2 separate regions of the Homo sapiens genome follow, and region 1 is linked to region 2. A link is a contact called in ENCODE Hi-C or POLR2A ChIA-PET data. All regions are on one chromosome and are shown on one strand. Each heading gives the region's core, a stretch centred on a gene start or an enhancer-like site at or near the end of the contact. The rest is flanking DNA. Distances are from core to core; before and after follow the strand shown.

The links. A loop is a pair of places that touch in the nucleus more often than their neighbours do. ChIA-PET counts read pairs that join two places held with the same protein, here RNA polymerase II (POLR2A). Pooled maps may share reads with other maps.
Region 1: a loop to region 2 is called in a pooled map, with 2.2 times the contacts of the local background. The contact joins two enhancer-like sites. A Hi-C loop is called at or near these places in 3 of 168 maps with a recorded cell type or tissue (astrocyte of the cerebellum, endothelial cell of hepatic sinusoid and transverse colon) and 2 of 50 pooled maps. POLR2A ChIA-PET finds 5 or more read pairs at or near these places in 10 of 52 experiments (CD8-positive, alpha-beta memory T cell, Caco-2, H1 and 6 more).

What each region holds. Positions count from the first base shown.
Region 1 is chr12:776,501-783,053 of GRCh38, reverse strand. The region is part of intron 1 of WNK1 (WNK lysine deficient protein kinase 1); the gene reads right to left. It also overlaps the pseudogene RNU4ATAC16P. Among named protein-coding and RNA genes, the nearest start is that of WNK1, 27 kb to the right of the region's middle. Within about 2 kb of position 3,178, at least 3 of the 41 ENCODE cell types and tissues checked have a DNase peak (open chromatin) inside an H3K27ac peak, as active enhancers do.
Region 2 is chr12:717,630-724,263 of GRCh38, reverse strand. All of the region lies in intron 2 of LOC101929432 (a long non-coding RNA gene), which reads right to left. Among named protein-coding and RNA genes, the nearest start is that of LINC02455, 4.3 kb to the right of the region's middle. RefSeq lists an enhancer at 4,795-4,844. Within about 2 kb of position 1,768, at least 3 of the 41 ENCODE cell types and tissues checked have a DNase peak (open chromatin) inside an H3K27ac peak, as active enhancers do.

The sequences.
Region 1 (6,553 bases), core at 1,929-4,428, 57 kb before region 2:
CACGTGCTTGTAGTCCCAGCTACTTGGAAAGCTAAGGCTGGAGGATCGCTTAAGCCCAGGAGTTCGAAGCTGCAGTGAGCCATAATCGTGCACCACTCACTGCACTCCAGCCTGGGTGACAGGGCAAGACCCTGTCTCAGAAAAAAAAAAAGAAACTATGTTTGGATATATATTGGGTTATATGAAACATATTCATGAAATTAATTCCACCTGTTTTTTTTTAAATGTGGCTACTAGAAAATTTAAACTAGGTTGGGCGCAGTGGCTCATGTCTGTAATCCCAGCACTTTGGGAGGCTGAGGCAGGTGGATCACTTCAGGTCAGGAGTTCGAGATCAGCCTGGCCAACATGGTAAAACCCCGTCTCTATAAAAATATAAAAATTAGCTGGGCGTGGTGGTGCATGCCTGTAATCCTAGCTGCTCGGAAGGCCAAGGCAGGAGAATCGCTTAAACCTGGGAGGTGGAGGTTGCAGTGAGCCGACATCGCTCACTACAATTTTATTTCTATCACTTTCTCCTTGGATTTCAATTAGATTTCAAAATTCCCATTAATTCATAGACTTAGGAACCGCAGAGTAATATATCCAATGTTATTCAACTAAGCCTTCTAAGATTAGATCTCTGATTTTGGAAACATTATTCTATCAAATTGTTCCCTTGGTTTTCTCATCTATAAAATAGGACTGACAACATACTATGTAGTTATTGAGAGAACTAAATAAGATGTACTACAGGACAGCTTAATGGCACTGTTAGGGACTTGCTAGATCAGTCACCCAGCAATGTAACTACTTCTATACTATTTCCTCTCAAAGTGCAACATTCACATTCAGACCTAATAAAATGATAATTAGGTCATAAACTTTCAGGGTCACTTCAGACCAAAAATCTCAGAAGTTACTTTCCAAAGTCAGTCGATGACAATGATTTAAAATTATATGAAACTTCAAACTCAAATGTTAGTCTACCACAGTGTTTGTTACTTGTTACTTAAAATAATCCAGCCAAGTATACAAAATTGTCATTTTCAGATGAAGAAAAAGCCTTAGAAGTTAAGTGAGGAGGATATCCAGATTCACACAAATATTAATATTGCCAGAAAACTTCATTTTAATCATTGGATTTTAAAAATAAGCCACAAATCCCATAAGAACTCAACCACTGGGAGGGGGAACAAAGAAATCTGACAGAACTAGAGAAGACTGGGAATTTTAATTTAAGTTCTCAAAAAAAAAAGTTATCTCAATCATTAGAACACAAAGTATAAACCCCATTTATTTAAAATAAGAGCATATTTATACTTTAAAATTAAATCTGTAGTCTCCACAAAATATCTTTCAAAAACTCAAATCCAAAAAGGTTCTGAAGATTTTTAGTGCCATTGGTTTGTGTTATAGCTAATGCCAGTATTGTGCCTATTAATAAGAGACCAAATAAAAAGCAAAAATAAAACAGATCATTTAATTATAATTTAATTTATCTAATGAAGACCAGCAATTATAAAACTTCACACACACCTAACTTCAGTTGTTATACAAAATCATAATCATTTGTACCTTTCTAAGAAGAAACACTGTGTTCAGAGCTTATGTTATGATTAATGAACAGTGACAGCAGCTAAAATTCATATAGCCACTATATTTTCATTTTGTGGCAAATAGCTATCAACAACTTACTGTATGATTTAATTAAGTGGTTAAAAGGATCTAGCTTCAAGTTTATGCTCTAAGTAAAATGTTTTTCAAAGATGGGCAGTAAACAGTATTTTCCCCCTGTGGAAAAGCAGTTTTTCATTCTTCCAAAAATTGTACCAAGGTAAAGCAAAGCTCTAGATGATGCAGGCATGTTATGTAGGCGTTAGCAGTACTGCCCTCACTATGTGCTCATTGGACAGTAGTGCAACCCCAAGAAAAAGATGGTTAGCAGTTTTTGTTGTTGTTGTTGTTGTTGTTAACGAAATAAAACAAAAAACAGCTCATTGCTAGTAAGGAAACTATTTTGTGAAACTTTCTTCTTTTTATGTGTGCATATACTAAGTCACAATGTAAATGTATTTCTTAGAATGAGTCTCAGAAAGGTTTGATAGCCACTGCAAAGTAGTCTGTCTATAGCAAACTACTATACATTCAATAACTAGAGAGGTGTTGCAGGAATCAGACTGTACCAAGGTAAAAATCCTTTTTGACTGTGAGAGGATAAGAAGCATATTTAAGGCATGGGCCTAAAGCTGACAGGATTATCCAACTCTACCACTCAGTTTACTAATTAGACAACAAACTTACCCAAGGTCATTCTTCTATAGTTTGCATTAGAACTAAGTCTCCCACTCTAACGCTCAAAATAAGCTCCACAAAGATACTTCAGCATGTAAGTATTAATTCAGAATTTCCTATTTGGTTTTCAATAACCAAAAGAAACTGCAGCTTAACACATGCAACTGTTTCCTCAAATACTATTCTACCAGATTAATGACCATGCCAGCTCTCCCATTAAAAGCTTTTTCTAGCTAGTTACTTGGTACTTAGGTTTTTATAGCACTTTTCTTTTCCCATTATGCTCAGTAGTGCATGCAACACACTACACTTAGGAATGCAACACACTTCCTTTGGGAATGCCTAACTGTGGCCATAACTATGACTGAAATTTTTGTGAATTTCTATCATCTGTCTAAACTTAGAAGAAAAGTACCACAAAATAAAGTTAAATCAGACCATATTTTTGTGATCAGTGTATCTCACTATTAAAACATTGTATGTATTTTAACGGTTATCATTCAAAACTTGAAGTATATCCAAAATACTCCATTCCCATCTCCTGATAAATAAATCTTCACTGACAACTGATTAAGAAGAGAAACATGTTAAGGACAGAAGTTAAAACGGAATTAGACAAAGATGGGGCAGATTATCACAGCTTCATACTACAAACAAAGGTTTATTTCTACATCCTCTTTCCTAAATATCCATAATAAACTCATATTTCTTGCCAAGAACCCCAGAAAAGGTGCCTCAAATTATTTCCATAAAGAAAACAACATTACCCATTAAGCAACTCTGTTAATGATTATCCACAAAATTCCAAATTTTAAAAAATTGCTTAACATTGGGAATGGCAGAGGTACTGAGCCTTATTATGACTAATCAAGCCAGTGAAGTAAACAAAAAATGCAGGCAAGAGAAAAAGGAAGCTGAGTCAAGTACAGAGTTCTTCGCATCCACAGAGAAAATGCTTTGTTCTTTATTTCTCAAACTTGCAGTATAAAGACCAAAAAAATCCATTATTTTAATTTCACAGTCCAGTCAATTCACACGGCTGTATGTGAATTTTTCTTTCAGAAAATTAAGGGAAAGGAGCCAGGCGCGGTGGCTCACGCCTGTAATCCCAGCACTTTGGGAGGGTGAGGCAGGTGGATCACTTGAGGTCAAGAATTCAAGACCAGCCTGGCCAACATGGCGAAACCCTGTCTCTACTAAAAATACAAAGATTAGCCAGGTGCGGCGCGCACCTGTAATTCCAGCTACTCAGGAGGCTGAGACAGGAGAATCACTTGAACTCAGGAGGCAGAGGTTGCAGTGAGCCCAGATCGTGCCACTGCACTCCAGCCCGGGCTACAAAGTGAAACTATGTCTCAAAAAAAAAAAAGAAAAAAAAAAAACAGAAAAGAAAAGAAAGAAAAGAAAGGCAAAGAAAATTAAGGGAAAGGGAATTTATAGTGTGTCTGTGCATTTTAATATTATAGTCACAGCAACATAACCATATTACTTTCCCAACAGGGAATTCGAAATCTGAAGGCAAATACCACTCACATGTCAAATAAAATAACTGCCAAAAATTTACTCACTAATTTTTCTAAAATTTTATGAAAATGAGTACATTATTCAACTGTTTTGGAGAAAAGCAGACAATATGATTTAGAAAAAACACATAATTAGTGGCAATTTTAACAGAAGAGAATGCTCTCCCACTGAACTTCATAAAAACAAAAGAAAATCCAGACTTCACCTGTTTTACTTTTACATTTTAGAGCAGTAAAATTCTTAATTTCTTATTTCTCAAACAATACTCCCCATTATTGTTTGCTCCCCCTGTAATGTTTATTCCTCCCTGAGTTCTGAGATTCCCAGGTATGGAATTTGAATTTCCTGGTAGTACCAGCTTTTGCTCATATTTTTAGAACCTTACTGTGACCCTGTGGTGGTGTTCACCAGAAACAGCACGAGAGAGAAGTCATACCTGTATTAATAACTATTACCAGTATTACTAAGAATTTAAAATTCGTTCTAGAGTTTACATGTACTGTCCTTATCATTTTATATTTTAATAAGTCATTCATAATCTTAAACTCTAATGAATGTTAGCACGATAGATATTTCCTTCCAATTTCTACGAATGACTTTAAAAAAAAAAAAAAAAAAGATCATTGGCCGGGCACGGTGGCTCACACCTGTAATCCCAGCACTTTGGCAGGCTGAGGCAGGTGGATCAGTTGAGGTCAGGAGTTTGAGGCCAGCCTGGCCAACATGGTGAAAGCCTGTCTCTACTGAAAATATAAAAATTAGCCAGGCGTGATGGCATGCCTGTAATCCCAGCTACTCGGAAGGCTGAGGCAGGAGAACTGCTTGAACCCGGGAGGTGGAGGTTGCAGTGAGCCAAGATGGCGCCACTGCACTCTAGCCTGGGTGACAGGGTGAGACTCCGTCTCAGAAAAAAAGAAAGAAAAAGGAAAAGACGAAAAAAAAATTAATAATAAAAAATTTAAAAAGAGAATTTTACATAAATTTCAAGATTTTCAATGCCTTTTAAAACTAAAACATCAAACCACAATCACAGGTATTAAAATTCTAAACATTCAGTAGTATAAGGGAGTAGCCTTCTTCTGGTTTCCCACAGGTCAAGTAAACAGTTTAAGCACAATTTAACCCTAATTATAAGCAAAAAGGTGAAATTGCTTAGGTTGGTAAATGAGCCCTTTTAGGTGAGAATATCATCATTTAAATCATTTAAGTAACCAGGACTCAGCTACTACTTATAGATTTGATAGCTAGAGCACTAAATACAAAGTGAGGTTTAAAGTCTTTCTAAAGTAACAAGGCATCCACTGCCAAAGTTTTGGATTATGTTTTAGAGTCACATTTACCGCATGAAGCTTGTGTTTAATATGACGAATCTACCATATCTGAACAGCAAACAAACACAGATGATAAATACTGTAAACTGTTGGAAGTCAAACACTGTAAAGTTTCCTGAGTCTGTGGTAAGTTATTTTTCTTAAATAGCTACCATGTAGCTATTGATGTGTTTCACTGAGCAACTACAGTGAATTTTAATAGATACTATTTACCACTTGTCATTTCATGAAAAATACCAGGAGCTTTGCTTTCACTGTTTCTCTTCAAATGCTTCCCAGTTCATAATATACTAGTACTTAAGAAATTACATAGCTGAATTATGTTCCATGGTAGATCATATCTAGCTCTATCTCAAAATTCTAGCAGACTACGTTTGGTCCAAAGTAACACAAGTGCCTAACTCTATGACAAAATCATATCTTTCACATAAAAACAAATCTAATTCTTTAGCTACTTAAAAATTCCAGGCTGGGCGCGGTGGCTCACACCTGTAATCCCAGCACTTTGGGAGGCCGAGGCAGGCACATCACTACCTCAGGAGAATGAGACCATCCTGGCCAACATGGTGAAACCCTGTCTCTACTAAGAATACAAAAATTAGCTGGGCGTGGTGGCGTGCACCTGTAGTCCCAGCTACTGAGGAGGCTGAGGCAGAATTCCTTGAACCCAGGAGGCGGAGGCTGCAGTGGGCCAAGATCGCACCACTGCACTCCAGCCTGGTGACAGAGCGAGACTCCATCTCAAAAAAAAAAACAAAAAAAAAAACAAAAAAAATCCCTCCAAATGAAAAAAAGCACAGATGCTGACTAATTTTATCCAATAAGAAAAGTAACTAAAAAGTTAACACTGCACATCATGGAATGAGTTTAAATATACACATAATTCTCAATAAATCACAGAATAGTAACAATAAAGGGACCAAGAGGTCATTTAGTACAGTCTTTTTATCTTCAACACTTCTGAATGAATAGCTACTCTGTGTGAATAAGTCTTTGTAAACACTAGTCAGTTATTATGACTCAAACATAGCACTATGGGTCAATTCTCTATAGTTCACATTCTAATTTATAATAAATCTTAATTTTCTTTTACTGTCTTCTTGGAAGTCCTTGGACAACCATACAATGCAACTTCTCTCCCAAAGCACCAGCCCAGGTACAAACACCACGCAGAGCAAGAACACATTAAGATCTGGGCCAGGCGCGGTAGCTCACACCTGTAATCCCAGCGCTTTGGGAGGCCAAGGCGGGCAGATCACGAGGTCAAGAGAGCAAGACCATCCTGGCCAACATGGTGAAACCCTGTCTCTCCTAAAAATACAAAAAATTAGCCAGGCACGGTGGCACGCACCTGTAGTCCCAGCTACTCGGGAGGCTGAAGCAGAAGAATCGCTTGAACCTGGGAGGTGGAGGTTGCAGTGAGC
Region 2 (6,634 bases), core at 519-3,018:
TTAAAAATCAAATTAGTTTTCAACATGAAACCTTCAGGAGATATCGTATAAAAATTTGAAATTCCAGCTTTGAAAGGAAGAAAGAGAGAGAGAGAGGATGAATGAATCTGGCAATCTAAGGAAATTAGCTCTTTGAGGGTCATTATGTTTTCCCAATTTATTATTGTGTTTTAATTGATGGGGGGAGCTTTTTATTGTTGTTGCAGTTCGTTTTTGTTTTTATGAAGAAATTTTCCATTTTTATGCAGTTAAATTTATCAATCTTTTCTTTCACTGCTTCTGAACCTTGTCTCTTGCTTAGAAAGATTTAATCCCCATATTGGTTTGCTAGGGCTTCCATAATAAAGTAACCCAGGCTGAGTGGCTTAAACAACACAGAGATTTATTTCCTCACAGTTCTGGAGACTAAAAGTCCAAGATCAAGGTGTAGGCAGGGTTGGTTTCTTCTGAGACCTCTGTCCGGGACTTGCCAGGTACCTTCTGCACGTGTCTTCACACAGTCTTATCTCTCTGCTTGCCTGGGTCCTGATCTCTTAAGGACACCAGTCATACTGGATTAGGGCCCACCCTAACAACTTCATTTTAACTTAATTACCTTTTTGAAGACCCTATCTCTAAATACAGTCACATTCTGAGATACTGGGGGTTAGAGCTTCAAACATGAATTTTGGGGAATCCAATTCAGTTTATAACATCACCCAGAATTATTTTTTTATTTCTCCCATGTTTTATTTCAGTACTTTTATGGTTTTATTTTTAAATGTTAAATATATGATTCATCTGAACTTTGTTTGGTATAAGAAATGAGATAGGGATCCAATTTTATTTTTTTCTAGTTACTAAGGTAAATGATTCAACTCCATTTATTAGTAATCTTTTCCCTCAAATCTTAAAATTCTACCTTTGTCTTAATACTCCATTTCCAGGTATATTTGGGCTATTTCTACATACTGCTTTGTACCATTAATCTGTCTATGCCTGTGCCACTACCAAGCTTTTAATTATATACTTTTATATTTTCACCTTCTAGGGTAAATCTTCCTCTGTTATTCTCTGTTTCAGAATTTTCATCATGTTTTTGCACATTTACTTTTCCCAGTTTACTTTAGCATTGCCTAAAATATTCTGATAGCATTTTTACTGGAATAGGGTTAAAGACACAGATGAATTTAGGAAGACTTTACATTATGTTGTTGAAAGACTTACTTAGCATTGTATATCCTTTGTACTGCTGGAATTTTTAACCATGTACATGTACTATTTTTATGAAAAGGAAAAATTTAATTTCATTCTTAAAAAAATAAAAAATAAAAGAACACAGCAAAGGTAAACAATGATTAGCAGAGATAAATTTATCTAGAGGAGCCATTTTGGAGCTCCTTAAATTCTAAACCCCACAATTATAACTTCTCCTCTGTTTATGGATGCCTTACTTTCTCACGGTTAGAATAAAATAGATTCGGCAACTCATTTTGACAGTCTGCATGGTGTGCTAAGGAGAAATGTTAGTTCTCCCCTCTGCTGTGTCTCATTTCTGCCAATTCAAGAGATACACTCCTCTTTTAGAGGTTGTCTAGGCTGAGAGGCAGACTGAAAACCTGGCAGGTTTTCCCCAACATTCCCCGGCCAAGGCGGTCATTGTCTGGCTAAACCCAAAAGGGTCAGGTTTCTAGTGACAATGAAGCTGCCTCAGGTCTTCCTCCCATCTCACCAGCAGCCAGCTGCTTCTTTTCTCTCCTGAGCTCAAGTGTCTTCCCTGCCCCTCCTGCAAGCCTGAGGAGACAGCTGCAGCAAGCAACGCTGGCACCTTAGATGGTCTTCATGTCTGTAATGTGGTGACGAAGAGACCCTGGAGTTATACTTCTCCATGAGTCTTCCTATTTTCTTTCTTTCTTTCTTTCTTTCTTTCTTTCTTTCTTTCTTTCTTTCTTTCTTTCCTTCTTTCCTTCTTTCTTTCTTTTCTCTATTTCTCTCTTTCTCTTTCTCTTTATCTCCTTCTTTCCTTCTTTCTTTCTTTCTTTCCTTCTTTCCTTCTTTCTTTCTTTTCTCTATTTCTCTTTCTCTTTCTCTTTATCTCCTTCTTTCCTTCTTTCTTTCCTTCTTTCTTTCTTTCTTTCCTTCTTTCCTTCTTTCTTTCTTTCTTTCTTTTCTCTATTTCTTTCTCTTTATCTCCTTCTTTCCTTTCTTTCTTTCTCTCTCTCTCTCTCTTTCCTTCCTTCCTTTCTTTTTTTTTTTTTTTTTTTGAGGAATCTCGCTCTGTCACAGGCTGGAGTTCAGTGGTGCGATCTCAGCTCACTGCAACTTCCGCCTCCCGGGTTCAAGCCGTTCTCCTGCCTCAGCCTCCCCAGTAGGTGGGATTACAGGCATGTGCCACCATGCCCGGATAACTTTTGTTTTTATTTTTGTTTTCGTTTTTGTTTTGAGACAGAATTTCACTCTCGTTGCCCAGACAGGAGTGCAATGGCACAATCTCGGTTCACTGCAACCTCTGCCTCCCGGGTTCAAGCAATTCTCCTGCCTCAGCCTCCCAAGTAGCTGGGATTACAGGCATCTGCCACCACGACCGGCTGATCTTGTACTTTTAGTAGAGACGGGGTTTCTCCATGTTGGCCAGGCTGGTCTTGAACTCCCGACCTCAGGTGATCCACCCGCCTTGGCTTCCCAAAGTGCTGGGATCACAGGTGTGAGCCACTGCGCCTGGCCCTCTATTTTCTTTCTTGTTTCCATGCTCTTCCATCCACTCCTCTGTTCGTTCACCCGTTCGTTCACATTTAGCACATAAGAGTGATCCTACTAAGATGTAAGCTAGAACCATGGCAGCCTCTGCTCGTAGCCCGGCACTGGCATCTCACCTTGCTCAGAGGAAAAACCAAAGGCAAAGGCATTACAATGGCCGACTTAGGCTTCACGTGATCTGTCCACCATTCTCACTACCTGTGACCTCATCTCCAGCTTCTTTCCCTGTCATTGACTCACTCCACCACACTGGCCTCCTTGCTGTCTCCTTCATGCCTGGAATGCTCTTACCTCAGATGGCCACATATTCTCACCTCCTTAAGTTCTTGATGCAAATATCACCACCTCAGTGGTTAGGAAGAGTGTATAAATAGAGAAGAGATAGGGGCTATGGCCCAGCCCAGTGGCTCAGGTCTGTAATCCCAGCACTTTGGGAGGCTGAGGCAGGCGGATCACCTGAGGTCAGGAGTTCAAGACCAGCCTGACCAACATGGTGAAACCCCATCTCTACTAAAAATACCAAAAAAAAAAAAATTAGCTGTATGCAGTGGCGCACACCTATAGTCCCAGCTACTTGGGAGGCTGAGGCTGGAGAATCGCTTCAACCTGGGAGGTGGAGGTTTCAGTGAGCAGAGATCGCCCCACTGCACTCCAGCCTGGGTGATAGAGCCGGACTCCATCTCAAAAAAAAAAAAGGGATCAGGGCTCTAGGTGATATGGTTTGGCTCTGTGTCCCCACCCAAATCTAATCTCAAATTGTAATCCCCACGTGTGGAGGAAGGGACCTGGTGGGAGGTGATTGGATCATCGGGACCGTTTCCCCAAGCTGTTTTGTGATAGTGTGTGAGTTCTCAGGAGATCTGATGGTTTTAGAAGAGGCAGTTTTCCCTGTGCTCTCTCTCTCTCTCTCTTTCCTGCCACCCTGTGAAGAGGTCTCTCCTTCCCCTTTGCCCTCCACCATGATTGTAAGTTTCCTGAGGCCTCCTCAGCCATGCAGAACTGTGAGTCAATTCAACCTCTTTTGTTTATAGATTACCCAGTCTCAGGCTGAAAACGGACTAATACACTAGGACTGAGTCCTGTATGGTTTAGTTACTTCATCTATCACACTATTAGAGTTTGTGTAGAACACAAGGGCCCTGCAAAAGAGAACAAAGGGAACAACCAGAGACCTAAAGAGTAAAACAAGGAGGTTGTGGGGTCATTGAAGCCGAGAAAGGAGCTTGAAGAAAAAGAGAGTTCCCAGCTATGGCGAATGTTGCTGAGAGGTCCAGTAGTAGAAATGAGTGGAGATTCATAGGTTCAAGCAACAAGCAAGCTATATATTGTTGAGAAACATGACAAAATCCATTTTTCAGCAAAGGGATGGGAACAGAAGCAAGGTAGCGTAACCGAGTATTCACAGTTTTTTCTAAGAGATATTTTAATTATTTTTTTCTCTCTCTCTTCTTTTCTCACTTCCTTGGTTCTTCATTTCCTACTTGTCTTTTAGAAATGCAAATATGTGGCTCAGGCCTGTAATCCCAGCACTTTGGGAGGCCGAGGCGGGCGGATCACGAGGTCAGGAGATCGAGACCACGGTGAAACCCCGTCTCTACTAAAAATACAAAAAAAAAAAAAATTAGCCGGGCGTGGTGGCGGGCGCCTGTAGTCCCAGCTACTCAAGAGGCTGAGGCAGGAGAACGGCGTGAACCCGGGAGGCGGAACTTAAGAGTGAGCCGAGATGGCACCACTGCACTCCAGCCTGGGCGACAGCAAGACTCCGTCTCAAAAAAAAAAAAAAAAAAAAGAAATGCAAATGTAGCCTTTTACTTCCCCTTCACCAGACACTCCCTACAGGGCAAGTTCTTCTAACTGTGCTTCCAGACTGAACTCTCCTCGAGAGTTAACAGTCCATTTGCCGACCGAAGTATGCCCACAATGGAACTCTCACCCTCCAGGAGGCTGCTAGAGAGATAGCAGTCAAAAAGCACGCCCACTGCTCTCTCCCACTTGGAGAGTTTTCAGCCTAGTAAGATGCCAGCAGTCACCAGCTCGGCTGCCCAGTAGACAAGGCCCTGCCTTGCTTGCTCTCTCCCACTTGGAGAGTTTTCAGCCTAGTAAGATGCCAGCAGTCACCAGCTCGGCTGCCCAGTAGATAAGGCCCTGCCTTGCTTGCTCTCTCCCCTGACTTTTAAAAGTGCCTGCTTTCTGCTCCAAAAGAGAAGTGCACATTTAAAGGCAGGATGCCTGTGCCTCTTCCCCTAAGCCAGCTTTGGAAATAAATCACTTTCTTTCCACCAGACCTCACTCTCGTTAATTGAACTCCGCGAGCAGAGTGACTGACTCGCACTTCAGTCACGGCAGGAACAGGAGGAAGGGGAATGGAAGGCGAAGGAGTAGTGTGTGAAGACTTAACTCTCCCGAGAAGGTTGCCTCTGAAGAGATCAGAGACAAGGAAGGCTCCTGGAGAGAGACGAGAAGTCAAAGAGGACAAAAGCATGTAAATAGTGGTAGATGGAGTGAAGTTAAAGACACAGGAAAGGGAAGGGATAATCAAAGAAGCCAAGTCCTTGAGAAGGTGACAGGAGATGACATCAGGGACACAGGTGCAGGAAGAGAAAGATTTATCACAAAGTCAATGAAGCCAAAGACTTAGGGCTCCTCACTTGCATGGGCCTGTCAACACTTACATTTTATTTATAATTTTATATTCTTTTTCTTTCTTTCTTTTTTCTTTTTTTTGAGATGGTCGCCCAGGCTGGAGCACAGTGGCGCAATCTCGGCTCACTGCAAGCTCCGCCTCCCGGGTTCACACCATTCTCGTGCCTCAGCCTCCTGACTAGGTGGGACTACAGGTGCCGGCCACCACGCCTGGCTAATTTTTCGTATTTTTAGTAGAGACGGGGTTTCACTGTGTTAGCCAGGATGGTCTCGATCTCCTGACCTCGTGATCCAACCGCCTCGGCCTCCCAAAGAGTTGGGATTGGCATGAGCCACTGAGCCCAGCCATAATTTTATATTCTTTTTCTTAAAGAGGCCCCTCGAGTTATGTAGGTTTCAGGACCCCACAAAACATGGTTCTGTCGCTGTGTGGAGGGACTGACCTTTGATAGGAAGAGAGATGCCCCAGTGTTTCTTAAACTTGAGTGATGACAGTAAAGCAACCCCAAAAAGTCTAACCAATAGAGAAATAGAGGAACCCCAGGCATTGGTGTCCCTGTGTTTGAGAACCACTTGTCTGCTTGAGACATTTACACACCTGATTGGGAACCACGAGACCTGAGGTCTATGCCTGGCTTTACCTGTACCATGTAAAGGGCTGGCTTCCTGGGCAAGCGACATATGCAGGGCCAGAGTTCCCATCTCCGCTGTCACTGTCTTCAAATTCCTCGTAGTAATTGAACAAGGGGTCCCACATTTTCCTTTTGTGAATGGAAATTCTGTAAATGGGCCCTGTAAATTCTGTAACTGTTCCTGGTCAAACATTATGATTTAGTCGTCTTATTTTGTGACCTTGGGCAAGATACTTGACTTAAAAAAAAAAAAATTGAGCTGGCCGGGTGCGGTGGCTCACGCCTGTAATCCCACCACTTTGGGAAGCCAGGGCGGGTGGATCTTCTGAGGTCAGGAGTTCGAGACCAGCCTGGCCAACATGGTGAAACCCTGTCTCTACTAAAGATACAAAAACTTAGCCAGGTGCAGTGGCACGCTCCTGTAATCCCAGCTACTTGGGAGGCTAAGGCAGGAGAATTGCTTGAATCCAGGAGGTGAAGGTTGCAGTGAGCCGAGATCACACCATTGCACTTCAGTCTGGGCAACAGGGTGAGACTCCGTCTCAAATAAAAAAAATTAGCCGGGCTTGGTAGTACACGCCTATAATCCCAGCTACTCAGGAGGCTGAGGCAGGAGAATCACT